Linked DNA regions of Homo sapiens: all the other regions are linked to region 3. Evidence: read pairs that join two places in POLR2A ChIA-PET (ENCODE). Cell type or tissue: MCF 10A. All regions are shown on one strand. Each heading gives the region's core, and the rest is flanking DNA. Links, peaks and the distances in the headings are about the cores only.

What was found. Peaks named below come from ENCODE experiments on the same cell type or tissue, not always from the same donor. Only the 100,000 strongest peaks of a DNase experiment are listed, where the experiment ranks them.
Region 1: POLR2A ChIA-PET joins it to region 3 with 16 read pairs; 3 of 35 experiments call an interaction of 5 or more read pairs at or near these places.
Region 2: POLR2A ChIA-PET joins it to region 3 with 32 read pairs; 5 of 35 experiments call an interaction of 5 or more read pairs at or near these places.
Region 4: POLR2A ChIA-PET joins it to region 3 with 22 read pairs; 4 of 35 experiments call an interaction of 5 or more read pairs at or near these places.

Annotation. Positions count from the first base shown.
Region 1 is chr1:99,681,043-99,688,893 of GRCh38, reverse strand. PALMD (palmdelphin) reads right to left here. Exons shown (of 8, transcript NM_017734.5): 4 at 2,104-2,218; 5 at 1,931-1,964; 6 at 1,705-1,818; 7 at 1-119. Among named protein-coding and RNA genes, the nearest start is that of PALMD, 39 kb to the right of the region's middle. In MCF 10A, for the core only: a CTCF peak has its summit at 2,989 (motif pointing right); a DNase peak (open chromatin) is centred at 3,013.
Region 2 is chr1:99,642,484-99,650,334 of GRCh38, reverse strand. It overlaps PALMD (palmdelphin), which reads right to left and starts at 4,222. Exons shown (of 8, transcript NM_017734.5): 1 at 3,973-4,222. The coding sequence starts at 4,017. In MCF 10A, for the core only: no CTCF peak of the experiment used is centred there; DNase peaks (open chromatin) are centred at 2,024, 4,364 and 4,934.
Region 3 is chr1:99,577,068-99,584,918 of GRCh38, reverse strand. No RefSeq gene overlaps it. Among named protein-coding and RNA genes, the nearest start is that of PALMD, 65 kb to the left of the region's middle. In MCF 10A, for the core only: no CTCF peak of the experiment used is centred there; a DNase peak (open chromatin) is centred at 4,308.
Region 4 is chr1:99,659,067-99,666,917 of GRCh38, reverse strand. It overlaps PALMD (palmdelphin), which reads right to left. Exons shown (of 8, transcript NM_017734.5): 2 at 4,519-4,599. Among named protein-coding and RNA genes, the nearest start is that of PALMD, 17 kb to the right of the region's middle. In MCF 10A, for the core only: no CTCF peak of the experiment used is centred there; DNase peaks (open chromatin) are centred at 4,187 and 4,937.

The DNA of each region.
Region 1 (7,851 bases), core at 1,058-6,057, 100 kb before region 3:
ATCATAAACTTTTATTCCTGTACCTTTAAAGTCATCTGATGGCAGAGGTATTGAAGACAGAACTGTACTTTCTCCAGTCTTCAAGTCTTTTTCAACTTTAATTTCCATGGCATATAAAGCTGTTAAGAAACAAATTTGATCTTTGATTTAGTTAACTTTTCTTTTGTAAACTAACCTGCTTTCACTGTGTTTATTTTTATATTAAGTAGACCCTTCATGTTCTTGTATGTGAGATGTTGTCTATTTTTTAAATTTCTGATTTTACTCATTAATGATATCATGACCAACTGGAATAACACGGGTTTTTATGTAATGGTGTAGGGAATTGTACTGAAAAATGGAAAGGGTTGAAGAAGAGAAGTTGATTAGAGAAGATAAGCTGATGGTTCCAAATAGGAAAGAATTTCAATGGGGAACCGAAAAAGATATCCTCTTTCCTATTAATAAATTCAGCAAGATGGATATACTTTCTTTTGCATTTCTCAATGGGCAGAATCAATCTCTTCTTTAGTCAAGAAGAATATGTTGGACTGTGCATCACAGTGGGCAAAGTGCCTAGTACAGTATATTTTATAAAGTTACATCCTTGTTGTACAGGCCAGCAGCCTGGTGAAATTATAGAGGTGTGTTCTAAAGTTTTCACAGTGGAGAGGCTGTTTAAATGTAGAACTGGGATGGAAACGGGAGGGAGAAGGCTACAATCACACACTTCTCTTTCTGCCTTATGTTTCTTTTCATTTTCACTCCCATTTTCAAGTAGAGGAAGGGCTAAAAAGTACAGCAATATCAGCTGCACTGAGACAAATGGACTGGAGAGAACTGGGGAAGCTGAGATTTGCTTCATGACCTAAGTAAGATCCCTATGGCTGGAATTTCAATAGGAAAGGTAAAGCGAATAGAATTCTGTGCAAAATTACAGCTTGCTTTTGTTGTGTCCTCCCACCTTTCTTTCTGAACCCATTTTGTATTTCTTACCTCCTCTATAGCCTGGTGGTTCTTGGCCTTCCTTGACTACCCAAGAAAAACTGCAACACCCCTCATCTGCACTCTCCCTGTCCAGCTTCTCTGCTTTATTCTCTGTATTGCACTCCCTACCATGATATATTTAGTGAATACCTACTATGTGCCTAACTGAACCTGGCACACAGTATCTATTCTCTAAATATTTGTTGAATGAATAAATGACTACCATCTGCAAATAAAGAGTAGCTTTTCCTTCCACTGTAAAATTCAAAGTTTTCCTCTCTGCTCTAATGCAAACCTTCATTTTTCTAGAAGCTTTGAAGCATCAGTTTTATGTAACTCAATTTCCCATGGAGGTAAATAAGGCCTAAGCTTCCCAAAGGAATATTTTCATTTTCAAAAAAGATCTTTGTAACCCCCAAAGAGGTTCTATTGGATGGAATATGTCAGGAGAAATATTTTTGACCAGGGAATCTATGCTTTTAAGAGCTTCTTGTCTCCTTTGGGTCTCTATCTTCCTTATCCCTGTCTGGTTTGTTAGGGAATAAAATGCATGGAATAAATGCTATTATTATACCCTCATTATCCTCACCTATGCGGTGACTCACATAACTCACAGAACTTTGTAAAGTGAACCATTGCTTAACCTGGAAGAATAATATGTCATAGCAAGTTGTGAATATTTGACACTGTAAAATCTGAAATTAAGAACATGCCCTTCAACACAGATTTCTCATATACCTTTCCTATTTTGTTCATCATCTTCTTTTTCTTCATTTATCTCCTTCCTTAACCTAGAAGGTATGTAGGACTTTGGAAGGTCAGGGATATTAGCATAGATGTCCTCAATTGACTCTGTAAAATTAATATGAATTCAAAATACATTTAGAATATATTTACAATGGGAACAATTTCAAATTACCAAAAAAACTTAGTTTAACATAAAATAAGTTATTCAAAAACATACCTTCTGCTCTTTCTTCTCTTTCCACTTTCACAGACTGTAAGAAAAAAGAATTCTCCATGATTAATACAGTTTAAAAAATAGAATCTAAATGTGGATATGCTTTGAAAAATTATATAGTATTTGTGGATTCATTTTGAGAGAGAATTACAGTTTTAAAATTGGTTAATGCTCACTCTTATAATGTCTTCTGTTGTCCGCTCAATTGACTTTAGTTTCTTTAAAATGGCCTCTTCCTTCGTTGAGATTTGCAGTTCAGCTTTTTCAAGATCTTGGATCTCTTTCTCAAGCCTGACAACAAAAAGGTATACTTTTTATTGCTTAACACAGTACAAATGCGGAGTTCTCAAATATGTCTTCCCCATATATAAAGTTTCCTTGGAATATGCATGTAAGTAGCCAGACACTTTCTAAGAATATAATGTCACACTTAGCATCACACTAAGCATGATACTTAATATATGGAAGATACCTAATGCCCGACTTTGAACGATTTTCAAGTTTTCTTTTTTTGACAAAGGAATATATTAGGTAAAGCATTTGACCTTTGCTCCATGTTCTTCATTGCAATTACTAATGTTATTTCCAAATAAAAGAGATTTTTAAAATACAGAGACATAAGTTTAAAGTTGTACCGAAAGGAATGGTACATTTGTAGTTATTATGTAGTTCATCAGGTTTTCATATCCAAGTCATCATATAAATTATTTGAAGAAAACATTATAATTATTAAACTGATTTAATAATCATAGTCATTTAGTACTTAAAATTCTTGCATATTCTACCATTGAAAATGACACTTTGATTTAATTTCAGTTTCCTAAGAGTTGGGCCATATTATAGTGAGGAGGGTGAAGAGATGCAGAAATGGACCAAATATAGTACAGTAGCTTCAACTGCTGCTGTTTATAGAGGCTACATTTTCTGGGCGGGGGGTAGGGCACACATGGCCTGACACAGCATAAGGAACTTACAGCAACAAAGAGACAGACATTTGAAACTAGACTGTTGCAAGCATTCTGAGCTGGTATCTTGGCCAGTGTACAGCTGCGTGTCAGATTCAAATGAACTCCAGGGGGCAGCATCGTGACCTCTCCTCTATAAAAACATAGAGACACTGGCAATCACGCAGAAGGCTGGCCCTTGGCAGCCACGTAACACACATGGTTTCTCAGCCAAATACACTAAGGCTCTAAAGTCAGCTGCCTCAGAGGATGGCTGATTAGATTCAGCAGCTGGTCCAGGAGGTGACAGCTGTGGATATTCGTGTCAGCTAAGAGAACTGTCAGTTTTCTTGGCTTCCTTCTTGAAGATGGTCATGGGCCTGGCAGCTCAAAAATGCTGCACTATTGTCACACCAGTAAAAGCCCAAGATGTGGTCAGCTTGACAGCTCTCTTGCTCATTGCTTCAGTTTCAAAGTTCTTACTTTGCTGCTGCCTCTGGCCATTGGTAGATTGCCGTTTATAACTGAGGAGGTTTTCTTGTATGCCACAGACCTCTAAGTGAAATGGAGTAGCCCCTGGTTTCTTAGAAGTGACTGAACTGTGACTGCCATTTTATTAAAATTCCTCCACATCCATGGCAGCACTTTTACCCTTCAGCAGAGCTGTGGGGATATATGTTGGTCCAATTTGGTAAAGGGGAAAGCTCTGCACTAAAAGTGATAAATCTGGATTCAATTCTGTCTCTGCTACTCATTTCTTGTGAAAGCCAGTTCCCCTAACCTCTCTGAAACTCTGTTTTGTAATGTGTGTAATGAGCATAATTACAGATTACGCTCATTACCATATACAGACAGATATGTGGTGACACTAAGAGATGATGTATATGAAAGTACATTGAATATGGTTGATATCAGATGTAAATATGTTATGATATAATTTTTAAAAGTTTTCTGCAACATACTGTATGTCTTTCTTTTTTCATCCCCTGTCCCACAGGGTGCTTACCTAATTTGCCTGTTAGAGACAGTCTACAAAGGAAAGCCTTTTGGTAGAAAACAAGAAGGTTCAAATCATTGCTTCAAGCAGCTCTTGCACATCAGGGCCTAGCTGTGGAATCAGGTGGACCTGGGTTTGAAACCTGGTTCATCTGCCAGCTTCCTGTGTGACCTTAGACAAGTCACCTGACCTCACTAAGACTCAGTGTTGGGCTGAGAGAAGTGGCTCATGCCTATAATCCAGCACTTTGGGAAGCTGAGGCAGGAAGATTGCTTGAGCCTAGGAGTTAGAGATGAGCCTGGACAACATAGTGAGACCTCAGTCTCTACAAATATTAAAAAAAATTAGCTGAGCATACACCTGTGGTCTCAGCTACATGGGAGGCTGAGGTGGGAGGATTGTTTGAGCCCGAGTGGTCGAGCTTGCAGTGAGCCATGATCATACCATTGCACTCCAGCCTGGGCAACAGAGTGAGATCTGGGCTAACAAACAAACAAACAAACAATAAAACTCATTGTCTTTATTCATTCATTCTTTTAAAAATATTTACTTAGCATCTACTTTGAACCAGGCACTCTTCTATGTGCTGGGGATCTTACAGTGACCAAAACAAAGTCCCTGAGCTCAAGGAGTTTATGTTCTAGTGGGAGACAATACAGGGGCTGGCAACCTTTTTCTATAAGGGGCCGGATGCCAAATATTTTAGGTTTTGCAGTCCACATATGCTTTCTGTTTCTTATTCATCTTTTTTCCCCTTTTTCTTTTACAGCCTTTTAATAATATAAAAACCATTTTTAGCTTGTGTCTGTACAAAATCAGGCCAGGGCTAGATTTGGTCCTGGGCCATAGTTTGTCAATCCCTGCATTAATAAATGTGTAATACAAATATGTATATATTGCAGATGTATGTACATACATATATATACACATAAACACATTTATTTATGAAGAAAAAATATTTTTGATGAGAAAAGCAGGATAGGGGCTGTAAACAGCAAGATAAAGAATATAGAGAAAGCCTGAGGAGGGGGCACTATTTCACACAGTGTGGTGAGGGAAGTTTCTCTGATAAAGTGTCATTTGAGCAGAGACATGAAGGAAGTGAGAGCGGGAAACATGAGGGTTTCAAAGGGAGTGTGCTCCAGAGAGATGGAAGAGTAACTATAGAGAGCGAAGGAAGAGCCAAGAGAGTAGAAAGGTGAAATGAAGTCAGAGAGGAGGCAGATGACCAGATAGGCAGGGCCTTGTGCATGGAAGGGCTTTGGGGAAGCCACTGGAATTTTGAACAGAGAGGAAACATGCTATGACTTGAAATGTAAACAGTTACACTGGCTGCTGTGTGGAAAATAGACTGGATGGGGCAAACATGGAGGTCAATTGTGCTAAAAATCTAGATGAAGATGGTGTAATCCAGGTTGGTTGCCAGTAGAAGGGTGAGAAGTGGTTGGATTCTAGAAATATTTGACAGAAAGAGCTGTCAGAATTTGTTGATGATTACATGCAGGGGATAAGAGAAAGGGAGATGTCAAGGTGATTCCACTGTTTGTGACCTGAATAATTGGAAACATGCAATACAATTGGCTGAAGAAATCTGGGAGAGAGAAGAAAGGGGATTTGTGGGGGATGTGTTAAATTTGAGACAATCAAGTGTGATATGGAGAAGACAGTTGGATATACAAGACTGGAGCTCAGAGAAGTCTGGGTTTGAAGATATACATTTGGGAGTTGGTATTTATCACCACAGGAGTGGATAAGTTTCCCTAGAAAGTGAAGGAGATAAGAATTCCAAGGCCTGAATCTGGAGCAATTCAACATTTAGAGATCTGGTCAATGTTAACAACTTCATAGGGTGTTCGTTTCTTTCTTTCTTTCTTTCTTTCTTTCTTTCTTTCTTTCTTTCTTTCTTTCTTTCTTTCTTTCTTTCTTTCTTTCTTTCTCTCTCTCTCTCTCTCTCTCTCTCTCTCTCTCTCTTTCTTTCTTTCTTTCTTTCTTTCTTTCTTTCTTTCCTTCTTTCTTTTTGGAGACAGAGTCTTGCTCTGTCACCCAGGCTGAAGTGTAGTGGTGCAATCTCGGCTCACTGTAACCTCTGCCTCCCAGGTTCGAGCGATTCTCCTGACTCAGCCTCCTGAGTAGCTGGGACTACAGGAGTGCACCACGACGCCTGGCTAATTTTTGTATTTTTAGTAGAGATGGGCTTTCACCATGTTGACCAGGCTGGTCTCAAACTCCTGACCTCAAGTGATCTGCTTGCCTCGGCCTCTCAAAGTGCTGGGATTACAGGCATGAGCCCGATGACTTCAGCTAGTTTCTTCCTGTCTCTGCCCCTTTCTTTTCCTGGGGCATAGAGACAAAGCTCCTGGTCTGCTTGGCCAATGACACCTTAGGGAATTTTGAAATGCACTGGTGTTTGTTGTTGTTTCTCTCTGAAGATAAAGCCGTGGGTAATGTAATGCCATATGATTCATCCCAAGAATCTCTTTAGACTAATATGGTAAGAATATGAGGTTGAAAGCCTGCAAACCTCATCAGCGTATCTGTTAATGAATATTTTTGAAGGTTTTCAAGTCACTGGATGAAAGTTGCATTAATAAGTCGCTGTGGTCTCACAATACATCATGACATGTTTGTGAAAACTAAACATAAACAAACACCTCCCTCCCATTCTTTATCCCTTAGTCACAGCCAACTCTGAGTTGAAAAGGATAACTAGGAAACATCTTGGTACTAATTACTTAGAATCACAAACCTCTAACAGGAGATGCCTACTGATGTAGAACATTTCCTAAAATTTCCACTTCAATGCAAAACTTGACTTCTTATTTTTGTATGTTGATTTGATACTTCAAATATTTATGGACAATATAAATATCAGATGAATGTTAGAGATTTGCTGCTCTAGAAAAGCTTTCTAAAAGATCAGAATGCTAATGGAAATGATGAGAGACTTAGAAAGCATAACTGAGAGTAAGGAACTGGATGCTCCCAGAACCCCCGCAACCTCCTCCACTTGGTCAGAAGTCAGCAGTAGCCCAGCAATGGAGAAGAGGAGGTTTGACAACCTGTACACCAGATAATGCACTGAGTTTTTGAGGACTGACTGTCCTTAAGGAGCATAAAACAAAAATTGCAACTAGTAGGCAGGGCAATTTTTGTGTATCTAGTACAGTGGTTCGTAACCAGAGGCGATTTTGTTCCCTGGGGATATTTGGCAAAGTCTGGAGACAGTTTTGCTTCTCATAACTTGGCGAGGGTGAGGGGTGCTGCTGACATCTAGTGGGTAGAGGCCAGGGATGGTGCTGAATGTCCTGTCATGCACAGAACAGTTTCCTCACAACAAAGAATGATTTAGCCCAAAGTGTCAATAGTGCTGAGGTTGAGGAATCCTGGATACCTAAAAGAATGCCTGGTATAGTGTAAGTTCTTGATAGGTACTTTATAAGGAATTTGTTTATATCCATTTCTTTTATATTTTTATTTTTTTCCTCATTATTCCTTCCCATTCCAAGATACATATACGTTTGTGTATCTGTTGTTTTTCCTTGTTCAATGACCATTCATAGTTAAGAGAATATTCGGCCCTGATTTAAAGCTTAAACAATGCAAGACTTAAATTAGGGACTCATTCCTAATCCCTTCCCAAAGGTAGTTTTGGGGAAGAGAAAAAATTTGGCAAGTATAAATGAAGTATTGGGAAAATATATAGGATGGAATTTGAAATCAGATATTTACTTACAGAGTCTGAACTCTTACTCCTCTCCAATTAGCCACTATAGAAAAAATATATATATTCCTTAGGGTTATTTTGTTGTACTGGGGATTTTTCTGCTCAGCGGGTTAGTCCATCTAACAAGGATTAAAGTCCGGGCTCTATACATATATATATATACATACACACACACACACACACACACACACACACATATATACACACACATATATGTATATATATAGTCTATTTGCTGGGGAAAAAGAGGGTTATTTTC
Region 2 (7,851 bases), core at 1,927-6,926, 65 kb before region 3:
GGGAAATGTGAGAGCTTTTTTTTTTTTTTTTTTTTTTTTTTTTTTTTTTCATTATGAGCAGCTTTGGCCGGCAAAATCTGGCTCTGTTGCTCAAATTCCAGTGTCAGGACTTTATATGGCTCCTTTCCAAATGGAGGCAGTCCTAGGCAGGTGCTTGTACTTGTGATTATTTTTATTGTCTAACTTTTGACAGAACTCACCTCCTTCACATCTAGGCTCAAACGTCACCCTCTTTGTGAACCCCATCCTGACCACTCTATTTTAACTTACAATGCACTCCCATCCCCACTCCTCACATTCCAGACTCCCCTTATTTCACTTCTTTTCATTTAAATGCACAAGGCTTGGTGCATAGTAGGTGCCTAATAACCATTAATTGAATAAAGGCATGAGAGACTGTGTTGATAACACACATTCCTTACAGTTAAAGGTAAGCCTGGAGGAGAATAAAAATGTCAGCTTTCTTCTTACTCTCTTTTTCTCAGTTGAGTCTGTTCTCTGAAATTGGATTCTAGTTCTTAAACTTCCTCTGAGTTCATCCTTCAAATAGAACTGAGTCTATGATCGCAAGACAGTTTAAGATCTAATTTTCCAGTTTGAGCATATCCATATTTGTAATGGTATTTTCCAATGTCGCTGTAGGCATGGGGGTAAGAAAATGTATTAGCTGTGGAGGAGATGTTAAGAGTATACGGAATGTTACTCATCCTAAGGGAATCTTTGTGTTTCTGAGGAGAGACCCCTGGGCCTTTTCGTTGTTCTTCAGTGTGGGCCACGTTCACTTTCAGACAGTAACTCTGTAGGGATAACTCTGTCAGTGGTACGTTCAGTCCTTCATCTCACGCTTCTTCATCTCACTCTTCTCGAGAATGCTGGAGTCATTGGTATCCTCAGTTCCAGTATTGTTAAAGGTGAATTTCAAATTACTAGTCTATTTCAAAATACTATTGAATTCCAATTAGCTCACCTTTTGTAGAAAGATCAGCTATTTGTTCAAGTGTGTACTGACTTGAAAAGGGCCTCAAGAGACATTTTAAAGATCAAACATAATAGTTAATTAATTTTAAGCAGCCCTGTGTTTAAATTATAGTTGAAAACTGAACTTCTAGGCAAAGGGGTACTTTGACCATTAATTTAGTAAGGGAAGAGTTGGTGCATGGATAAAGTATTAAGGAAGAACATGAAAGTAATTGTGTAAAATAGAATCTATATTTGGTATACCCAAACTGAAGTATCTACCCTTGAACAATTGTTTCTGCATACTTTCATAATTTTGCTCTTATTCTCTTTAAATCTTTGAGAAGACATCTGACTAATCTAAAATTCAATTTACTGATCTGATATGAGAAATGAATGGCATCACGATAGTAATTTAGTTTTCAATTTGAGAGCCTAAGTGTCACATTTCAACTACTTAATGTGTTTAACCTTTTTTTTTTTTTTTTTGAGAAAAAGAAAAAGACTGGCACTTGGATCTTTGTTCTGTCAAATTCTAGGTATATACGTTTATTTTTTCAGTTCTTTGCAGTGAAAAATAATGACTTTTTAGGCACTTGAAACCAGGTAGAATAAATACAACTGTGAAGATTATTTTATTTTATAGCCAGCAATTGGAGAAACGAATTTTAATGTAAAAAGCAAATAGATCCTAGAGTGTAAAAGTTTTTTTTTTTTCCTCCAAAGTGAGGTCTATGTGTTGCTATGTCTGGGTGCATTGGGGAATTGCCTTCTGATTTCATTCTTGAAGTATACAAAAAATTATTTCAGTGTAGGTAAGTACTAGGAAAAAGCTAAAATGAGAAGATACTCTCTGAGTTTTAGTCTAGGTTGGAGATTCTGAGGCTTAAGCATTTCCAAAAATGAAATAATTCTTGCAAACTCTCTGCATACTCTGTGATTTTATTTTCCTAGGGGGAAAGAGACTAGCTGAGGTGGCTTCCTGGGCAAGGCAAGGGCGAGGGCGAGGAAAGCTGGCGTGTCCCAGGGCGTCCAAGAGGGAGGAGAGTGGATGTGTTGTTTCCATGGACACACCACTGCTCCACTTTTCCTCTAGGTGGTGACAAATGTGACTGGATTTAGCCTGGTGAGGTGTAGGCTGGTTTATGAGAAATTTGTTCCCATAAACTTTTTCCAGTTTTTTCCCTACAACCTTTATACAAGTATATTACTTCCAAGCTAGAATTACTTTGTGATCTTACTTGGGAGATTTGTTTAATCCTTTCTAATGGGATATATTTAGGCTGATGGAATAATCCAAAAATTTTTTTAATCATCAAAAAAGCATACATCTGCATATTCAGGAAGCTACTTACTCTCTTGATGGCTTTTAAGACATTATGAGGATTTTCTGTCTCTATTTGCGTTTGGAACCTTCAGTGACTAAGATTCCTAGCCTTAGAAATAACTGTATACAGCCATATCTTTGGAACATGTGTGGCTTTGGTAAGAGTTATAAGGTACACTGGAGGGAAAAAGGGCTTGAGCGAGGGTGTCCCCCAACTGAAAGAGGCAAATTCAGAACAAGGGTCTACTTGTCTATTTCAATTAGCTAATTAGGAGATATAAGCATTAGAAATAGTGGAGCCTGTGACCACACAACTCACGCAGTCTAATAAAGTAACCTTTAGACAACAGCTGTAATGTAAAAGGCCCATGCCAAAAACAACAGAGCAGAGCCGAGTTCCTGTCCCTTAAAGCAGGACAGCTGAGATGGTGGCTGAGTTTAATGACAAAAAAGGACAAAACAAAACAAACAATAATCCCGACCAAGGTTTTCTGAAGAGAGGAAAATGTAATAATTAGAAGCTAGACATTTAACAAAGCATTGTTTTATGGAAAAGTGCCAACCTTATCAATAGACTTCTGGTGTCTTACTATTGGCTAAGAAGACATTTCAATTTACTGAATGTTTCCTGGGTGAAACTAAGATATTGTATCAATTAGTAAAAAATCTAAATTAGGATTAGCATAATTAGTTATGCAATGAAAATTTTAAGAACAACAACAAAAAATCCCTGATCTAGCATCAGTTTTTAAAAAGTACTCATTTTTTTCCTATACCTAATGTCAGTGGCAGAAAATGCTGAGAAATTGGGATATTGCTTTCCAAAGATCTTTTTCTTCTTAAAACAATTACATCAAAAGTTATAGCTAGGGATAAATGATTGTGACACAGATTTCCAAGTTACTGCCAAATACAGGGTTTTATAAAATTAAAAAGAAAGCTGGATCATTTAAGAAAAGTAATTTATTTCTGGCTTTGACTTTTTCCCGGAACAAACATAAAAAATGTACGATTTTCCTTCTCGGTATTAACAAAATATTTTCCAAATCCACTGCATGCACTGCATTCCTTTATCAGGATCTTATTCAGTTTGTGACTCTGCTGGAAACTGATATCTTAGAATTAATCTGATACGTGCTTTTACCTAGTTTTCTCTTGTTTAATGCTTAAATTACGTATATTAACATTCATTTTAATTATTTTAGGCTTTCTGGAACATGCTACCACACTACAAATATAAAGTTTCAGGTCATTTTTAAAATTTCTTTTTCTCTCTTTAAAAAAAATTCTAACTTTTTGAGGCATTCATAGCTTAAAAAAGTTTCCAAGTTGGGGATCTGTTTTTTTATCTAATGCCAGTCAAATGGACATTTAAGGAAAAACTGCATTTCTAAGGTACACCACAGAGTGTGAAAGATAGTTAATCAGACTGCCTTAACAGCTTTTGATTGTTGTTTAAAATGCAGGCACAGCCTTTTTGAAAATCAAGAACGTTTGCCCTGCACTCAGGTTCTGAAGCCCCAGAGTTACAGAGGGTCATGAGGGTTAAGAGAGAAACAGAGACTCGTCCATGAAGGCTGACAGTTCTGTTTTTCCACTTGCGAGGGCTCAGCGACAGGGGCAGCCGGCCACGGTCTGCCTTCCTCTAAGTAACAACGTTAATGAGTTATAACTGTATGCAGACTTACTGTGATGGCCTGGAGTCTTCCCTTCACCAGCTCAGCTTCTTCCATTCTAGAAGTCAAGGACAGTCAGACGGGGAAGCAAGTCCAAAGCTACCATAAATCAAGGAGCCTCCTGGGGGAGAGGAGCGGGGGTGACAGAAGAGAAGCAGGGAGAAATCCGCTCTTTGCACCAGTGGAGAAATAGAGAAATTCCCGACTTGTCAGGAGCGTCTCCGAGCAGATGCACAGATCAGGCCAGACAGACACATGTAATGAGGGTGTGCTGGGGAGGCAGACGCTGAGGCTGCTGGCATGAGTTGACTGACAAGTTTGAACGGCAGCGGCACAAGCCCTTTTCCTTCAGGAGCTGCCAGCTCTTTGTTGTAATGTGCACAGTTAGCAAGGCACATTTTCTTATTAACTGTTCCTTACCCAATTCATTATTTTCCAGGAGTGGCACAGAGAGCCAACACACTGAGTGTTTAATCAGCCTCTGCTCTAGCAACACACAGCCATCCCCGGATGTGTTGGTCTGTGTGTGTTTGTACAAAGCTCGTTTACCTGCTTGCTAGCTCTAGGGGAGAGAGCCTTACCTTGACTGAGGCAGAAGTGCCAAGTCACTTGTTTGCCTTTCTTCCACTGATTGGATTTGATAATAATACAACAATCTATAGCTACTTTAAACTTCATGTAGTGGTAAATTTACATTGGTTCGTTCTCCCCCGTCTACACCCCACCCCCGACCCCCCTGCTCAGCACTTTGTTGCAAACTTTGGAATCTTTAGGTCATGGAGAAATCAAAGGTGTTAATGTGACTATATTAAGAAGTTGGCCCACCAAGGTATTTAGTGTGGCTTAAGCACCAAGTGCCACCTTTTGTTATTGCTTGACTTGGATTTCTATGGAATGCAGTTTTCTTTCTTGGACGCTGTTCAGAAATGACACTCTTGGCTTTCAGGAAGGTGCCCATTTTGACCTCACCGGTTACGCAAGAGAGAGGAGTGAGCCTTTGAAAATGTGATGAGACATTTGGTAACTGCCTGGAGCCCGGCACTGTGTGAATATTCGCCCATCCTTTAGAAAAAGGCAGGCAAGCCCAGTGAGACTCTTAGGTCAAAGCAGAGGCTGGGAAGCTGTACAATTGGCTCTGTCTGTTTTCTTTTCCCTACAGGTTCTTTAATTAAATTTTGCTGAAGTAAATCCTAATTACCAACTACCTTATTATTATGTGTTTGAATGCTATTAAGCGCTTTCATATCAACATTCAGCTGAAGAGGTTAAAAGGACAACCCAAACATTGAACATATGGTTTAATTTCCTTTGCAGTTTTGATATTAGTAATAATAATAGCTAATATTTGTTGCATTCTTTCTACAGGTAAATGCATACTTGCAAAGTGCTGAGAGATAAGTGCTATAATCCCTACTTTAAAAATGAGGGAACAGGCTCAGAGAGGTAATTTGCCATATAGCTAGTAAGTAGCAAAGCCAGGATTGGAACACCAGCTGCCTGACTTTATAAGTGGCATTCATCAAGGACTGCCCAAGGACACGGGGCAAGGAGAGGCACAGGCTGAAGGTTAAGTCAGTCTTTATGAGAAGTGGTTGGACCCCCAGCCTCCTTCTCTGTCTAGCTCCTAGAACACTACAGCTGGGTGTAACAGCCTAAGGCAGAACGGTGTGGGAATGTCCTCTGGAGAAACTTATTGGCCCTACTGAGGTTTCCCCACATTGTTGACTGGAGTTCCCCAACCACAGAGCCCTCATTCTGTCAGTCACTATAAGGTGAAACCCATGTTTTAAGAGTCTGAAATTATACTTGAGAGTAGTTTGTCCTTGCTCATACACCCTCAGAAGGGATACTTAGGGAGACCAGAGAATGGGAGGATTGTTTGGATGTGTGCCAAGTTTGATTACTGTTGGAAACATATTTAAGTGTAAAAAAAATCAAACCTTCAAGACTTCTGATTATGTTTATTTGTAGATCCTGGCTGAAATTAAAGACAAGAAAGCAGTAATGATAAATATCTCAGTCAGAATTGCATATTTGGTGCCTAGAACAAATGGGCAGTCATCCAATTATTAGTCTGGATCTTTTCCTAAAAACAATTTACCTCTCAAATCTCATTTCTGCTAGAGGAAAACCCAAGATTTTGCTAGTGTAGGGGAGGACAAGATTTAAAAAAAGAGGATGGGAATTTAGGAGGGAGCAGAGTTGCAACAACTGATTGGTATCATCATGTGAGTGGTAGGCAGAAAAGGCTGGAGCTGGGAAAATCTGGGGGACCTGAGTGGAATCCTGGAGCCAGAGCTCTGATGGTCTTGACAATCTCCCTTGGACTGCAATACAGATTAGGATGTTTCCACTCAACTTCGCCTCCCTTTCTCTTTCACCTGCCTCTTAGACATGTCCAGCTCCAGCCTTTTCTGCCTGTCCTCCCATGTTCTCTCATACAGTCATTTCTCCTAATAAAATTCTGTACATTTAACCCATCTTGGCATTTGTTTCTTATAGGATCCAGAATAACATCATCATTTCCACATCTACTGTATTTTGTTTACTTAATCTTTTATTGTCTACCAGAATGTAAGTTCCAGGAGAGGAGAAATTTTGTTCAGACACCTAACACAGTGCCTGACACATCAGAGGTTCTCAATAAATATGTGCAGAATGAATAACAAATGCTTAAAAAATTAACAAGTATTAGTATTGTCAACTAAATGAATGAATAAACACATGATGAGACACATCAGTTGTCAGCAACCAAAGTAGTCCAGTGTTTCTCAGGAATTTTAGCATTCTTGCCATGCTCAGTCACTGGCTGGGAGTAGCCCCTGGGAAGCATAGCCTTGAAGCAAACATAGGAATGGATTTCAGAGTGAAACAGCTTGGGACTCTTGGGTCAATTATGCTCCTGGAGTTCAATGTCTGAGAGGCACTTTCTCATCAGCCATAGTGATAAATGCTATGGAAAGAAAATAGAGCAGGGAGGAGAATAAAGATGGCTAAGGCAGGGAATGTTGCAATTTAGAATTGGGTCACTAAGGTAGCCTCAGTGAGAAGGCAATATTTGAGCAAGGTCTTGAAGAAGAGGTGAGAGTTCGTGATGAGGATATTTATGGGAAAAGCATATCAGGAAGGGCCTGTGCAAATGTCCTGTGGTGGGCCATACCTGCCATGTTTTATGAACAAGGCTAGTGTGGTTAGAGAGCTGGGACTAAGAGAGGGTTAACAGGAAATTTGGTTGGAAATGTAACAGGTCCCAATTCATGCAGGGTCCAGTAGGCCATTGTAAGGACTTTAGCTTTTAGTCTGTGTGGGATGAGAAGGCATTGAGGTGTTTTAAGCAGAGGAGTGTTTTGCAAGTGTGAAACAGGAAGACTAGATAGGATGTTATTACAGTAATCCAGATGAGAGATGATGGTGGCTTGTGTCAAGGTGGTAACAATGAGAGTGTTACCACCTTGGTTGTACCATGGTTGTACCATGGATAACTTTTGATTCTGTTGGTGGATTGGATATAGGGGTTTAAGAGAAAGAGAGGATTCATAATCACTCTTTGCCTGAGTGAATAGAAGTCGCCATCAATTGAGATAGTGAGGTTGATGAACTAGGTTTTTTTTTTTTTTTTCTTTTGAGGGAGAGGATGGATACCAAGTTTTGGAAAAGTCAATTGGTTCTCCACATGGAGATGTTGAGTAGGCAATTGGATATACGAATTTGGAGTTCAGGAAAGAAGTCTCAGGTGGATTTATAAAATTTATTGTAACTACGGAAGGATCACAAAACATCCAGAATTATAGTTCAAAAAGCAGTATATGTTAGCGAACTAGCTTCCATTAAATATTAACCTTATATTAATGACCAAATTCAGCCTTTGTAAAATAGATATATAATAGAGCA
Region 3 (7,851 bases), core at 1,290-6,289:
TATTATGAGGAAACCCAGGCCACATGAAGAAGCCACATGTAGGTATTCTAGTCCCTGGCCTGTGAGTCTCTCAGCTGAGACCCAGATTCCTTGAGCAGAGACAAGCCATCCCCTAAGTACACTGTGAATTTCTTATCTATCTGGAGAAACCCTGAAAAATAATCAATGATTATTTTTGTTTCAAGTCTCAAAGTTTTGGAAGGTAACTTTTAAAATTATTGATCAATAAGCAATACAGGTAGACACTAGAAACTCCTTTTCTAGACCTGTCCCCCTAACTCTCCTCCTTCCTGTTTTACCTCTTTGAAATCTTCCCTGGTTCTGTGCAGATGCCACCAAAATATATACAAGGCCAGTGGGATCCATTTTTTGTTCTTTCCTAGGAAAACTAAGAATTAGCCTTAATATATTATTAGGTTAGGCAACATATCTCATTCCCCACTAAGGATGAAGATGGGGAAGGACAAAAAGTGAAAAAAGGAGACAGACTCCTTTCCTGATACTGCTTGTGTGGCAGAATAGGGACTGGCACTAGTGGGCACTCAATAAATATTTGTTGAATAAATGAATAAATTATGATGCGTTAGGCATTAAGAGAAGACAGACATGGATCCATGGATGGTTTTTTTGAAGTCTATGTCAAAGCTGTTCTAGGTGGTTGGGTGGTCCAGGGGTCTTGCCCCATAGTAGAGCAGTTTGAGATGTCTAGACTGTGCCAAGTCACAAGTAGGTGGGTCTGAGTTATTTACATTTGTTCTAAAGCAAGCCAGGGAACCTATAGGATCTCAGTGGGGACTTAAGTGAATACTTTCCCTCCACAACTTGAGGGCTTTTCTTGACTGCTAATCACCTAAAGCTAGGTTGTAAATTCTGGGACTACTCTAGACTATAGTGAGCAGCACTCTAACTGTCTAGGCCCCAGAATCTACATTCTTCACCAAGAGGTCACCACAGTCTATTTACTAAGAAAATCAATGACCAAATGAGAACGGTGCTCTCCTAAGGTGGGCTTTGCTATCATCATTCCCTAAACTAATGTCATTCAAGGATGGAGGTTTTAGATACCTTAAGCAACATGGGTGGGTTCTGACTGGGAATTTTTTGAACAACTAGTAAACACTGTTTTCTGTGGGAAATATTAATAAAGCATGAGGTATTAGTGAAGCAGGTCAAGGTCTTGGTTCAGGAGTCCAGTAGAGCCCTGTTTGAATCTTAACACTGCTGCTTGCTGTGATTTTGAGAAACTACATAGCCAATTTAAACTTAGTTTCATTATCCTTTACATGAGGCTAATGATAGTATCTGAGTTTACTATGTAGATTAAATGTCATTATACAGTATGGCATATATTATATTACACTATGAATGTGGAACAGTAAGTGTTCATTAAGTGGTAACTCTTACTGTTATCATTACCAGTATATACTTTGGCAAAAGATACTTTCTGTTCAACTGTCCCTTGAAAAAGTCAAAGCCTTTCATTATGATGCACTCAGTTTTTCTACTTCCTGACTTTTTTTAACTTTTATTTTAGGTTTGGTAGTACATGTGCAGGTTTATTATATGGGTAAACTCGTGTCATGGGGGTTTGTTGCACAGATTATTTCATCACCCAGGTATTAAGCCTAGTACCCATTAGTTATTTTTTTCTGCTCCTTTCCCTCTTCTCAACCTCCACTCTCAAGTAGCCCCCAGTGTCTGTTTTCTTCTTTGTGTTCATGAATTCTCATCATTTAGCTTCCACTTATAAGTGGGAACATGTGGTATTTGCTTTTCTGCTTCTGTGTTAGTTTGCTGAGAATGATAGCCTCCAGCTCCATCCACGTTCACACAAAATACATATCTCATTGTTTTCATGGCTACATAGTATTCCATGGTGTATACAAACCACATTTTCTTTATCCAATTTGTCATTGGTGGGCATTTAAGTTGATTCCGTGTCCTTGCTATTGTAAATAGTGCTGCAGTGAACATTTGCATGCATGTGTCTTTATGGTAGAATGATAGATATTCTACTGGGTATGTACCCTGTAATGGGATTGCTGGGTCAAATGGTAGTTCTGCTTTTAGCTCTTTGGGGAATTGCCACATTGCTTTCCACAATGATTGAACTAATTTACACTCTCTCCAACAGTGTGTAAGTGTTCCCTTTTCTCAGCAACCTTGCCAGCATATGTTATGTTTTTACTTTTTAATAATAGTTATTGTGACTGGTGTAAGATGGTATCTCACTGTGGTTTTGATTGCATTTCTCTAATGATCAGTGATATTGAGCTTTTTTCATATGCTTGTTGGCTGCATGTGTGTCTTCTTTTGAAAAGTATCTGTTCATGTCCTTTGCTCTTTTTTTCTTTTCTTTTCTTTTCTTTTCTTTCTTTTTTTTTCTTTTTTTTGAGATGGAGTCTTGCTCTGTTGCCCAGGCTGGAGTGCAGTGGCGTGATCTCGGCTCACTGCAAGCTCCATTTCCCAGGTTCACGCCATTCTCCTACCTCAGCCTCCCGAGTAGCTGGGACTACAGGCATCTGCCACTGCGCCCGGCTAATTGTTTGTATTTTTAGTAGAGAGCTCCTGACCTCGTGATCCGCCCGCCTCGGCCTCCCAAAGTGCTGGGATTACAGGCGTGAGCCACTGTGCCCAGCCTTTTGCTCACTTTTTAATGGGGTAGTTTGTTTTTCTCTTGTAAGTTTATTTAAGTTCCTTTTAGATACTTGATATCAGACCTTTGTCAGATGCATAGTTTGCAAATATTTTCTCCTATTCCGTAGGTTGTCTATTTACTCTGTTGATGGTTTCTTTCGCTGTGCAGAAGCTCTTAAGTTTAATTTGTCATTTTTTGCTTTTGTTGCAATTGCTTTTGGTGTCTTTGTCATGAAATCTTTGCCTCTTCCTATGTCCAGAATGATATTGCCTAGGTTGTCTTTCAGGGTTTTTATAGTTTTGGGTTTTACATTAAAGTCTTTAATCTGTCTTGAGTTGATTTTTGTACATGGTGTAAGGAAGAGGTCCAGCTTCAGTCTTCTACATATGACTAGCCAGTTATCCCAGCACCATTTATTGAATAGGAATCTTTTCCCCATTGCTTGTTTTTGTCAGCTTTGTCAAAGGTCAGATAGTCATAGGTGTGTGGCCTTGTTTCTAGGCTCTCTATTCTGTTCCTTTGGTCTATGTGCCTGTTTTTGTACCAGTACCATGTTGTTTTGGTTACTGTAGCCCTGTAATGTGATGCCTTCTGGTTTGTTCTTTTTGCTTAGGATTGCCTTGTCTATTTGGGCTCTTGTTTAGTTCCATATCAATTTTAAAATAGTTTATTCTAGTTCTGTGAAGAATGTCATTAGTTGTTAGACAGGAATAGCATTGAATCTGTAAAGTGCTTTGGGCAGTGTAGCCATTTTAGTGATATTGATTCTTCCTATCTATGAGCATTGGATGCTTTACAATTTGTTTGTGACTTCCTGACTTTTTCTACAAAGCAAAATACTATAAATTAATCCTTTAAGCTCAATCTCCTTCATGAAGCATTCCCCCAGCACTTCCGCCTCACTTGTATCTTTTCTTTCTTAAAATTCTTATCACTCATATTACTAAGACCTATGCCATTGTATTTAATTTATCACCACTTACTGTTCTCACATGGCTCTGGGTATGGTCTTGTCTCCTTAATAGAATTTTAGGTACTTTCAGGGGGAGGGATCATACCTTATACCACATCTGTACGATCTTGAGATTCTAGATGGTTTTGGGCAAAGAGATGGTAGTTGAAAACAACTATTGATTTTACTTTGTATTTAGAGGGCATTAAAATAATATTCTTCCACTGGAATGAATCAAAAGGACATCTCATGAGATGTCACTGATAGCTCTGGGTTGGGTGCAGAGAGAGATGATCTCTGGGTTTCATGAGCACCAGAAGAGATTCTGGTATGTATTGCATGTGCACAGGATATGCAAGGTGCCCAGTGTACATTCAGTCAAGCTATCTGTTTTAAACAAACCAAATTATCATATGTCTTCTGCTTTGTCCCTGCCTATTGCTGGTCCAAAGCCAGTGGGATATGGCTGGAAAGGTGGGGAAGACTCAGATGCCTGGCTGTATGGTATGCATCATTAATAGGGCTCTTTCTTTCCAATAGCTCCCAGCTTTCTTGGTAGGTCAAGGGCGGGGCCTGGTCTAGAACAGAAGGTTGACAGACAACAGAACACTGTGCTTAAGCAGGACTGAGAGAATGGAAAAACTGATCCACAGGAGATCCGCCCTGCCAGTTCAGCGGCAGTTGGAGGAAGTGCTTTCAAAACATAATGTGTGGAGGCTGGCAGACCAGCACAGAGAGACATGCCAGCACTTGCAAGCTCCCTATCTGAGACAGGGTGGATTCCACATGGCTAAATCATAGCGTTCGAATGCTATCGTACCTCCCAACTATCTTCTGTATCACTGCCAATCTTTTAGTAGGAACCTGACTGACACTGTTTAGGCAGAGACCAAAGGAAGAAAAACAGTTGAGGTGTACAGAGAGTGATAGAATAGACTGGCTTATAGCTTGCACTTCAAAGAAATATATAACAAAATATCTTATTTTATGCTAGTTTTCCTATCCTTCATGGACCCTAATTCAAGCAATGAATTCCATGAATGCAGCTAGATTATAGAAGTTAAGCACTTCAGTTTCACAGTTTCCATACTTGCTTACATCATTAAACACGTTAGTAGAATATGGCAACCTTTCTAGTGCCGTCTGCTTCGGTTTCATAGATCACATGCTCAATAATAGATCTCTAAATGACCACAGCTCACAGTGGCTATCCTATGGAAGGGAATGGCCTGGTTTTTCTTGATTGGGAAATACACTTGTTTAACCAGATGACTTCATTCTTATTCTAGTAACTGGGAAAAAATACAACAAAAGAATAATAAATTCAAGAATGATGCCTGTTCCCCGGGGAACTGGTGGATAAGGGGGAGAATGGTGGTGTTGGAGGGACAGATTATGACCTGTTGGAATGAGAAGAAATACAATTGTGATTAACACTTACAGAATGGTGTTTAACCTTAGGCCTAAAGTAGCTGGCTCAAAAGAAAACAAATTCGTTGATGTGAAAACACTGAGATTATTGACTTTTGGTTGAGAGAGGAAAATGGAGCCATTGTGATGTGGAAATAGCTAACACATTGTTTATTCTGCCTGGTTCATGGAAATCTATTTTTCACAGTACTTTATTCAAGTACTTTGATTTCAAGTACTTCCATTAAAAAAAAGGAAAGAGCCTTAAACTTCATTTTGTAGGAATAGGAATATGCCTTCCCTCACCTCAGTTCTGCCAAATACGTACAAAGACTCCAGACTCACAGCTACCACGTAGTGATGGGAAAATCCTTATGGATAAGCCTGAGTGGAAAAGGAAGACCAATTTTTCAAAATACAGTGGGACAGATTTCTTTCTTTACTATTGGCTTCAGGTTTCCCTGTCTTTCTAATGTCATGTCTATGATCAGAGGACCTCTCAAAAGTCTTTGTAAAGGAAATCTTACACTTTGACTTGTCACATGTGTAGAGCAAGTGAAGTGACAGCAGCATGGAAGAAAATCCAGTCCTTTTCTGTGAGCAGGAGACTTTGATAGACTCTCAGACTGCTGGGAATGTTACCTTTTGCTCAAATCACTTCTTAAATGAGCAGAGACACTTAGCCCATTTCCTGCCAGTGGGATGGCAGAATAGCTGATACTTTAAGAGGGACTTGGGTAGTTTTGAAGAGATTTTTCAGAACTTCAGAAACTTGTATGAATGTCCTGAAATGTCATTGCATGAATATTTTTGTCAGTAATACTTTTTAAATTCAAAATGTCCATTTGGCAAGAAATTTAGGTTGATGTAAACCTAGGAGCTTTTATAAGAGCTTTATGTAAACTCAATTAGGATGCTGAATGAAGAACCCTAACAGTGTTAGCAAACGACATTTAGGAAAGAGAAGGAGCCATGAAAAACAAAAATACTTATCCTACTGGGTCTGGGGAAAATCAGAACAAAGCAAAAGGTCTGGCTGTTTATATGAAATTCAATTCCAAATAGATGATAATTTAAATGTAAAAAAACAAGGCATAATGGTAGTGGAAGAAAATTTAAGCAAGATTTTCATATTCTAGAAGTGAGGAATGATTTTAAACATGACAGCTAAAACCAAAATCCAAAGAAAAATGTATAGATTGGTTATATGAAAATGAAAAAAGTCCTCAAAGATGAGATGTATATGTGAGATACTCATTGCTGCTTCACACGTAACACAAAATGGAAACCATCTAAATATCTACATTTGAGAATTAGTTTGAAAAAATAAAAGCAAAACCATGCAATAGACTACTATTACAAATGATAATGTAAACAGAAATTTATTATGGAGAAGAACCTATAATATGTTTGTGAAAAAGGGTCACAAAACATTTCAATTATAATATAATAATTTGACAAATGGTCATGTTATGCACATAGGAAGTTTGCATACTTTTTTTCTTGATATCTCATAAAAATTATTAAGCATACAGAAAAGGAGAACAATAATGAACACCCATATATTTTCTACCTGGATTCAAAAATTGCTAACATTTTGTCATATTTACTTTATTTCTGTGTACATACATTGCCCCACATACATTTGACTTCACTAACTACCTGATTTATGAATCTTTTCTAAATATTAATTAAGGCCCAGATTCTGCTTGAACAAGTTAAGTAGTGATGATCTCAGTCTCACTAAAGGCAATCTATTCGGTTTTGGGTCACACTTCCTAACAAAGTTTTTTCCTTGATTGCATTAAAATCTGAACTTCTGGGGTGTTATTAATGAATACAATTTAGCTATCTTTTTTTTGAAATAAGATGCTGAAACAAAAATTTATTCAATTAAGTTAAACTAGGGATATTGCAATTCTAGCTTTTATGTTATTAAAAGTAGTAATAATATTGCACATGTATCCTAGAACTTAAAGTAAAATAAAGATAAATAATTTGATTATTCATGCAATTATATACAATTATATATGCCCGTTTAAAGACAAATATGTATAATGACATTAAAATAATTAAATAAACCAATCTTCGTAAATTCTAAAACAATGTAGTAGTAATAATAAATCTTTGGCAGATTTGTCTAAACAATAGTTTGTGTCTAAGACTTTAACAACAGAAATGTCTCAGGGAAGGGGAATAGCACCACCTCTAACAGATGTCTTCACCTGTGGAGCAGCGTTCTCTCTTACAGGCATGGTGAGAAACCACTAAGCAAAGGCACTGTGCTCTGGGAAGATTCCAATCTGTCAGGGAGGCAGATGCCAGATATGAATATGCTGACAGGCGTTCTGGTGCTGTTCCAAGCTCCCCTTCAATGTTCAACTCCTTTGTCCTCCTCTCCCATCTTCATCAACCCTCCTGCCTTACTGGGCAGGGCAAGGATTGTTTTCCTGACATTCTCCTTTGATTAGCCAAGCATCTCAGTGAGGATTATTATAATCAACTCTTTTGTAATCTAATACCTTTTAGAATATGTATGTCTGTGTGTGCATAAGCTTTTGCATGCGTGTGTGTGTGTGTGTGTGTGTGTGTGTGAGAGAGAGAGAGAGAGAGAGAGAGAGAGTTGAGGAGGAGGCAGCTTTCAGAAAGTGGTGAGAAAGGGCTACCTGCCTTCCTACTCCCTAAGAAATTCTCAGATTTGGCCTTAGCCTCCCTCCTCCCTTTTCCCTTTCACTACTTCCTTACTCCAATTTCCCATTTTTTTCCTTCTTATTGAGATTTCTCTTCTAAAGTTGCCACTTGTCTCAAGTCCCCTGGGATTTTATAGTTCAGTTGTGAAATCAGATTTCCT
Region 4 (7,851 bases), core at 1,074-6,073, 82 kb before region 3:
CCAGATGGAAAAAACAAAAACTCCTCTTGAATTTGCATGAGGAAATTAAACGCCTGGACCTGGAGTTTAAAGACCTAAGAAGACTTAAAACAAATGAAAAAGACCTGTAAATTTTGGATGGGCTTTAATTAGCATGTAGTCTACATCTCAAGTGGGAAGCATCAGATGTATGGTCATGTTATTTTCAAGGAGCTCAAGTTTCTCTTTTTCTCCTGGAATAAAAGGGCTCTCATTATGTATCCAATCTGCCCTATCAATTATTTGTTCAGTTATTCATTGTTAATTATTCATTGGGGATTCACTATATTTAAAATCTGTGAGGAGAGAATGGGAACTTTATTTTCTGGGACTTCTTTCTCTTATATTGAAATTTAAATGAGAGTAAGTAAGAATAACTTTGTGTGTTTGTGTGTGGGTGTGTTTTTTTAAGGATGCTAGAATAAATACCACTGAGATACAAGTATCTCTGAATTAAGAAAACATTTAAAATTAAGTTTAGTTGTGATAGATAATTGCCAAAGGATGATTATTTTTTACTGATACCACTGAGATACAAGTATCTCTGAATTAAGAAAACATTTAAAATTAAGTTTAGTTGTGATAGATAATTACCAAAGGATGATTATTTTTTACTGAGGCAATGACTTTTAAATCTTTTTTTCTTAAAAAAAAAACCAATATAACATTATAACTTACAACATTACAAACAAATGTTATATGGAACTATAGTTTGGAAAACAGATGAATTCTGGACTGCTCTAATTGAAGAAGTGAAGGGGCCTGAAAGCTTATGGATACACAGAACATGGTTTGAAAACCACTAGATTTAGTAAATAACAGCTTCACCCCAGATCATCACATTTGTACTGGCCTTTTCAGAATCTTAAGCAACTGCATGTGGACGATATACATCACAAGAGCAATTTGTATTACTCCATTCTGTGGCCAGAGATTCTTTACCCCAGTGTTATCTTAACCATTTATTATAGCTGTTTAGCTGTTTGCAAAAATGTTTTCCTGCAGACCCAGTAAATATGATTAACATTGGTCAAGATTCAGCTCCTGGGGTCAAAGATGCTAAGAAACTCTGAATATAGCAGCATTTTAATAATTTACTTTGATTCTAATTTATTTTTATCTAATGGAATTTTAGCTAATGCATAGGAAAGAAGACAGTAACACCTATAGAAGTAAGTTTTACTCCTTACAAACCACCTATAAGGAAAGTTCCAGCCAATGACACACATAGCTATATAAGAAACACTCAGATGGGGTGGTCTTATGAGGCTGAATTATAGAGAGTAGCGAATCATTCTTGTGATGTGATTAGGTTAACTTGGGGCTATATTCTTGGTTTTTAGTCTAGTTAGAAATAATTTTAATTTTAGTCTTGTAAAACTTTGTTCATACTTCATAAATTTTCATTTATGCCTCGTGGAGAACTCTTTGAACTTAAATATAAAATATGCAATTTGGATGTGCAATCAAAATGATATATGATGCAATCACATATATACTGTAGTAATCAAAAGAGTTATTTTGCTTTTATGTCACAGTTTAGACTTGTGCTTTAGTGGATGAGGCTAATGAGTATAATAAAATCTACTTTACAATGAAATTCAGAATTGAAAGCCATATGAACTAAATGAAAATATGTGACATGCAGGTGATAGGTCTTTCTGCAGTTTTTTTAGGAAAAGGTTTTCCTGAGCACTTCTATATCTACCCAGAAGTTACAGTAGAGTAGGAATAAATTGGTTTTTTGTAGATTGAATTGAACGGACTCATGGAAATCAAAAATTTTTCAGATTGACTGTATTTTGTGTTTCCTGGTAACATGAGATTGTGATCATATTACTAGGCAAGAAGATCCATACAGAAAAAAAATCTCTGTATGAGTAGTTTGAATATTAAGATGTAAAAAATGTCCCAGAAATTCCCTTGCTAGCACATTATGAGAATGATCATCAGGTTCAGGAGCTAAAGAATATCAGAGGGAGTTACTACAACTATTTTGAAATGTGTGTATTCTGATGTAGGAGGAACACTTTGTAAATGTTTATGCTTATGTTGTTTAATGTGTGTCACTGAAGTATAGTGAACTAGTTTGCAATCAGGAAAGTGGAGAGGATAGTCATGAAGACTAGGACGAATGGATGAAGAAAATAAGAGACAGGCTATAGAGGCCAACAGAGCTTTTTAATTTGGTGAAGACATTGTAGAATTATTTTAAAAAATACTTTTGCACATTTTGAACCCCATTTTGGAATTATGCCTTGTTGCTGTTTGGTATAGACAACTATTTTTTGCAAAACTTGGAAGAATGTGCTCTACTGAAATAGCCACTCTTTCTTCTCTGTGCCCTGTGCAGTTTATGCCTCCCATACAGTGTTTATCACAGAATAACTGTTATTATGAGTTTATGTATCAGTTACCATCTTAAGGACGCAGGCCAAATTTCACTTGTTTTATATTCTTAGTGTCTAGCTTCATAGCTTGTACATAATATGTACTTAATAAATATTTATTGACTAAAGGCCCTATATACATCCATATAAATTCTACTTACCAGTTAAGACTCAGCTTGAATCCCATACCTTTAATAGTGCCTTCTTGACCATCCCAGATTAAAGAATAATTATACTGTAGTTTAAATTAAAACAACTATCATTTATCTTGTTTATTTAATCTTGAATTTCCCAAATTAGGACAATGTGTCATTTCCCCCAACTCCTAGCCCTGCTCCATGCCACACACACCCCTTTTTTCCAGTGAACAGCTTGGGAAAGTGGATAGCACTTTTGTGCAGAGAAAATTGAAACCTTTTGCTCCAGGTATAAGCATCCCTGAACCAGAGTGCACGACTGGCAAAGGAATGTGGACAAGATTTTAGCACCATCATTTCAGGTACCTTTGTGCAGTACACAATCTGCACAACTGTATATGGCAGTCCAAAACATGATAAATGTTTTGATTGGATTGGATCAGGAGAGGTCTCCTGTGTTCTGGAGAGCAAACCAATAAGGAAGATCATCTACTACTTTCCAGACTGTTTTTGGCAAGTGCTGGAATGAGGTGCTACTTCAGAAATGGACCTTTCAGTGAGTCAGGCTTCTCATGCGAAACTTACTTCTAGAACGAACTAAGGGGATATTTAAATCTTCTCTTCTACTGTGAGCTCCACTGTTTTGTGGCTACCCATTCTGCAAGGATAACAATTGCCCATTCTCAAGGATAGCTAGAGAGCTATCATTTTACTCAGAGGCAGGAAGTAGTTCATTGGGAGATCCAGATTGTGTGTATTGTGTGTGTGATTGTGTGTGTGTAAATTGTGCAAGTGTGTGTGTGTGAGAGAGAGAGAGAGGAAAGGAGAGCAAATGACCTCTGGTTTTGGAGTGAGAAATGGCCTATCTAAAAAACTTTCTAGATTTGACTGTTGACTTCATTTGAATTGCACTGGAACAACTTGGAACTTTTTTTTTTTAAATTTCATTGATTTCCTAGGAGTACACACTACATTTCTTGACTATGTATACTACTCATGTAAATTCAATGTGACATATTGGAAGGGGAGCAGACTAACTGTGCTTTGAAATTATCCATCAAACATCGGAAATGTCAACTTGTTTAGAAGCAAAGAAGCAAACAGAATCCAGAGAATGAGGCTAATTGGAATCTTAAATTATGTTTTTTTTCAGAGGCAGGTACTTGTTCCATTAGAAAAATGAAGTCAGTTGCATTCAGCAAGTTTAACTTAAATTTGTAGACCCCTTGAGTGTGCAGCTTTGTATCATTAAGGGGATTCATTAAATCTATTGATAGCAGCCCTGTCAGATAAGTAGTTTCCTGCTTGGGCCTTTTCACAAGGAGCTGCTGTTTGTTATTTGCTTGCATCCTGTCACTAAGCTAAGTAATAAAATGTTGAAACTCAATGTGCTTTAATTACAAAATGGCCACACCCAGTGAAAGATGTAAAATCTGATTTTAAACATGGAAAGTTATTTCTGGTTATGATCTCATGTTCTGTCAAAACAAAATAAAACAAAAACCCGAAGCATACTCAAACAACATTGGACTCATTGCACTGAACTTTTAAATACAAGCATCCTTGACCAGGCCAGACACTGTTCTGCACCCCCGGGGGAATGACTGGCCTTTCATTGATTTCAAAAGGCACTTCCTAGCTGGATCCACTCCCTAGGGATGTTAAGCAAGACTGCGAGCAGGGCCAAATTCTCAAGGCTGAATTCTCAAGGTTGCTCAAGAAAATTGGGAAACTCAGTTATAAAGGATAAAAGTAATAAAACCATGTGTTCAACTTTGCACATGTTTGCTAGAAGGTATTAATCTCATATGCAAATGTTACTAGCTTGTTGGCCTCCCCTATGGTTATTACAATGTTAGTCAAACTATCTTGAAATTTTTTTCTTTCCTAAAGCTTTTTTACTATTGAAATTTGAGTACCAATAGAATTTTTGAATACAAAATCATTGAAATGAAATTAAAGCCATAAATTACCTTCAAATGCTGGTGCTTTAGTTTGTCTTCCTCTATTTTCAGACGCTTCTGTGAGATTTCTTCCTGTATTTTTCTTTTATCCTGAAATAAAAAAGTTCCAGTATATTTTATTTTTAAAATTTGCTTAATTATGTTTCCTTGGGGTTGTTGTCACTATCTGAATGGCCCGTTACTGATATTTTTTTGGCATTGGTGTGAAGCTGCTTTGGAAACTCCTATTTCAAAGCAAAGGAGAGCGAAGTGAGACATTTGAAGCATTTTCCTTATGGGAAAGAATATGAAAAGGCACTTTTTCAAAGAGGGCTTAAACATCCTTCTTCACTCCCCTTTTCCTTCTTCCCCATTAGTCTAGCAAGATTGACCTACTGAGTGATGTAATAGAAAAAGTGAATTGTAAAGAGACAAGTTGTGAAATAGGTGTGAGGAAACATCGTGAGAAGAGAGACTGATCCTGGTCCAAGGTTGAAGAAGCCTCTGGGTGAAAGGACTCCTTATGTGGAAAAACAGGTCAACCTATGGATCGTTAGAAAACTAGGAAGTTGGAAATTGGGACTGTTTCCTCCTTGCATAGCCTGCTATGGGAAGATAGAGGAAAATAGTTTAGATAGTGCTTCTTAACACTAAGAAGGCTTTTAGCTCAGGTAAAACAAAACTCATGAAGATATGTTGTATCTTTCACCAAGTTTAAATTACATTACCTCGGACAACCCAGAAAGCATAACTACTGATACAAAAAGGTTGTACTTTTAAGAAAATATAGCAAATATACTAAGTAGACAGCCTGGGTTTGACTTTTGCCTCCTCCACTTACTAGCTCTGTGTCTTGGGACAAAATCCTTAACTTCTCTGTGCCTCAATGACCTCATCTGTAAAACGAGGATACTGAGAGCACCTACTTCATAAGATGTGAGCACTAAATAACTGATATATGTAAAAGTTTCTAGAACAGTACTCGTCACAGTGCTCTAGAGGTATTTAATAACATTAAATAAATAAATATATAACTTGTTAATCACATAGAAAGCAACACATTAAATCTGACAGTGCTTTCATTAGCTTGAAATGTTTTAGAGATTCCCTGGAATTGTTTGAGACATTTGACTAGTTATGCAAAAAGGTCTTTATTTCCTCATTTTTGATCAGAGGTGACATTCTTCTCCATCTTATTCATAAGTGTTGGTTTTAAATCTGCTTTCAAAATTAAAAACTCCCAAAGGATAAAATTTTGTTGCCAATGAAGACATCCAAAAGAAGTAAGCTGTAAAGGTAATTTAGAAGAAGGAGATCCAAAAATGTTTGGCAGCATTATTGATGTAAGTGCATTATTGATATATAAGTGCATGGGTTCCCTGATGTGACTATTTTGAAGATAAAAACTCTTTTTTGATGTGTAATTTCAGGTACATTTGTTGAAGAAAAGCAACATATTGCTCTCCAACTGTATGCTGTGTTTCTCTTTGCATGTAAGGAGAATATATGACTTCATCAGCTTATTATTTTTATTATTGAGATAAGGTCTTATTCTGTTGTTTGTTGCCCAGGCTGGAGTGCAGTGGCACAATCATGGCTCACTGTAGCCTTGACATCCTGGGCTCAAACAATCCTCCTGCCTTAGCTTCCTGAGTAACTGGGACTACAGGCGCATACTACCATGCCTGGATAATTTTTTGGTGTTTTGTTGAGACAGGGTCTCACTATGTGACTCAGGCTATATCAGCTTACTTTTAAAATTTCGTAAGTATTTCTTTTGAAAAAAAAAATAGCTAGGCAACAGGCATGGATCTTGAGAATCACTTCTTTCTTTGGATGAAATCTGGCCATTAGTAACAAAAACTCTGAAAGCCTCTGTGAGTCAATTCTTCACTCTCTCTAGAGGTTGTTATTTGAGCAAATATTAATTGTACTTTAAATTCATTGTGCCAAACATTTTGGCAATATTTTTCAGGCACAATTTTACTTAATACTTGTCATAACAAAGAGATACTATGCTAATTTCCATTTGAAAAAAGGAAATGGAAATTTAGGGGAAATTAACTCATCCAAGTTTCATCTGACAATTGTCGGAGCCAGGATTTGAACCCAGGCAGTCTGAAGTCAGCCTCCACACTCCTAGCCAATTCACTGTGCCATTCCCTGGAGTGGAAAGTTAATCAAGCTGGTCACAGTTTCTTCCTTTTTCTTCTCCCTCATGAAGTACTGTGGCCAGGAGGCAGCACTAGGACAACAAGCACTGAGTGTGACCTCTCATTAGCAGGGAGCACATTTTTAGCTCCCTAGATGCTGGTGCTGCAGCTAGCTCTCCGTGAAAAGCCCATAGAGAAGAGCATGTTTTGTGGGGTGGACAGGATTGCTGAACCCAGCAATGCCTCCCCACCCCTGCTCATTGCCAGTTTGGGCTGGTTTGCCATTTGGGCTAGTTTCATCTTGGGGTTAGTAATCAGGCAATTGAATCTGTGAGTAGAGGCATGCCATCCGAAGTGTTTTGGCAACACCAGGCTTATACAAGGGTTGCTAGGGAATACTAATGTTTTGTCACTCAGGGGTAATATGATGCCTCTCTTATATCAGTCTAGGTAGGTAGGAAGGAAATTTCATAATGTTTATAGGCATGATCCTATTTTAAGATAGGCATACTTTTTCCTCATAAGATATTCATCAGCAGAGTTATTGTTCCTTTGCCAAATTTCATTGAACTCTGTTAGCATTAATGAAAAATAATATGACAATAACTTAGTTTCAGTATAGCAGAATAAACTATAAGTCAACCTTAAGATGTTTATCTAGCTCGATTGCTAGTATACCAAAAGTTATCATAGTCAGCTAATTTCTTCCCAGTTTTTCATTGGAGCAAATAAATGTGAAATGCCACCTGCTTCCCTAAATTTCCCCAGAACCTGGAGCACTTCTATAGATAGCTGTTGCAACCTGGCACATCAGACATTACTGGTTATTAATGTAACCATTATGAATAACATATTGTTGCTTATTTCTCAATGTCCAACTACCTTGACTTTTTGTTCAATGGACATTTACCTAGATTTTTAGCCATCTGACAGCCTATTTTAGCAACTGACGCCCAGAAATTTCAACCTGTTAAAGGTTATCTCTTAATTATTTTGAAAATTAATTTATTCGCCTTGTACAACTATAGTTATTGTGACCATCTATTAATATGATCCAATGATATTAACACAATCACATATTTGATAAAAGTCAGCACAATGCTTAAGAGTATAAGTAAGTATTTTAGTTATATTATTGATTAACAATGTGCTAAATTCTAATATGCCTAGTCCTGTCAGGAAGGCAGAATTGATCCTGAGTTGTTTGATT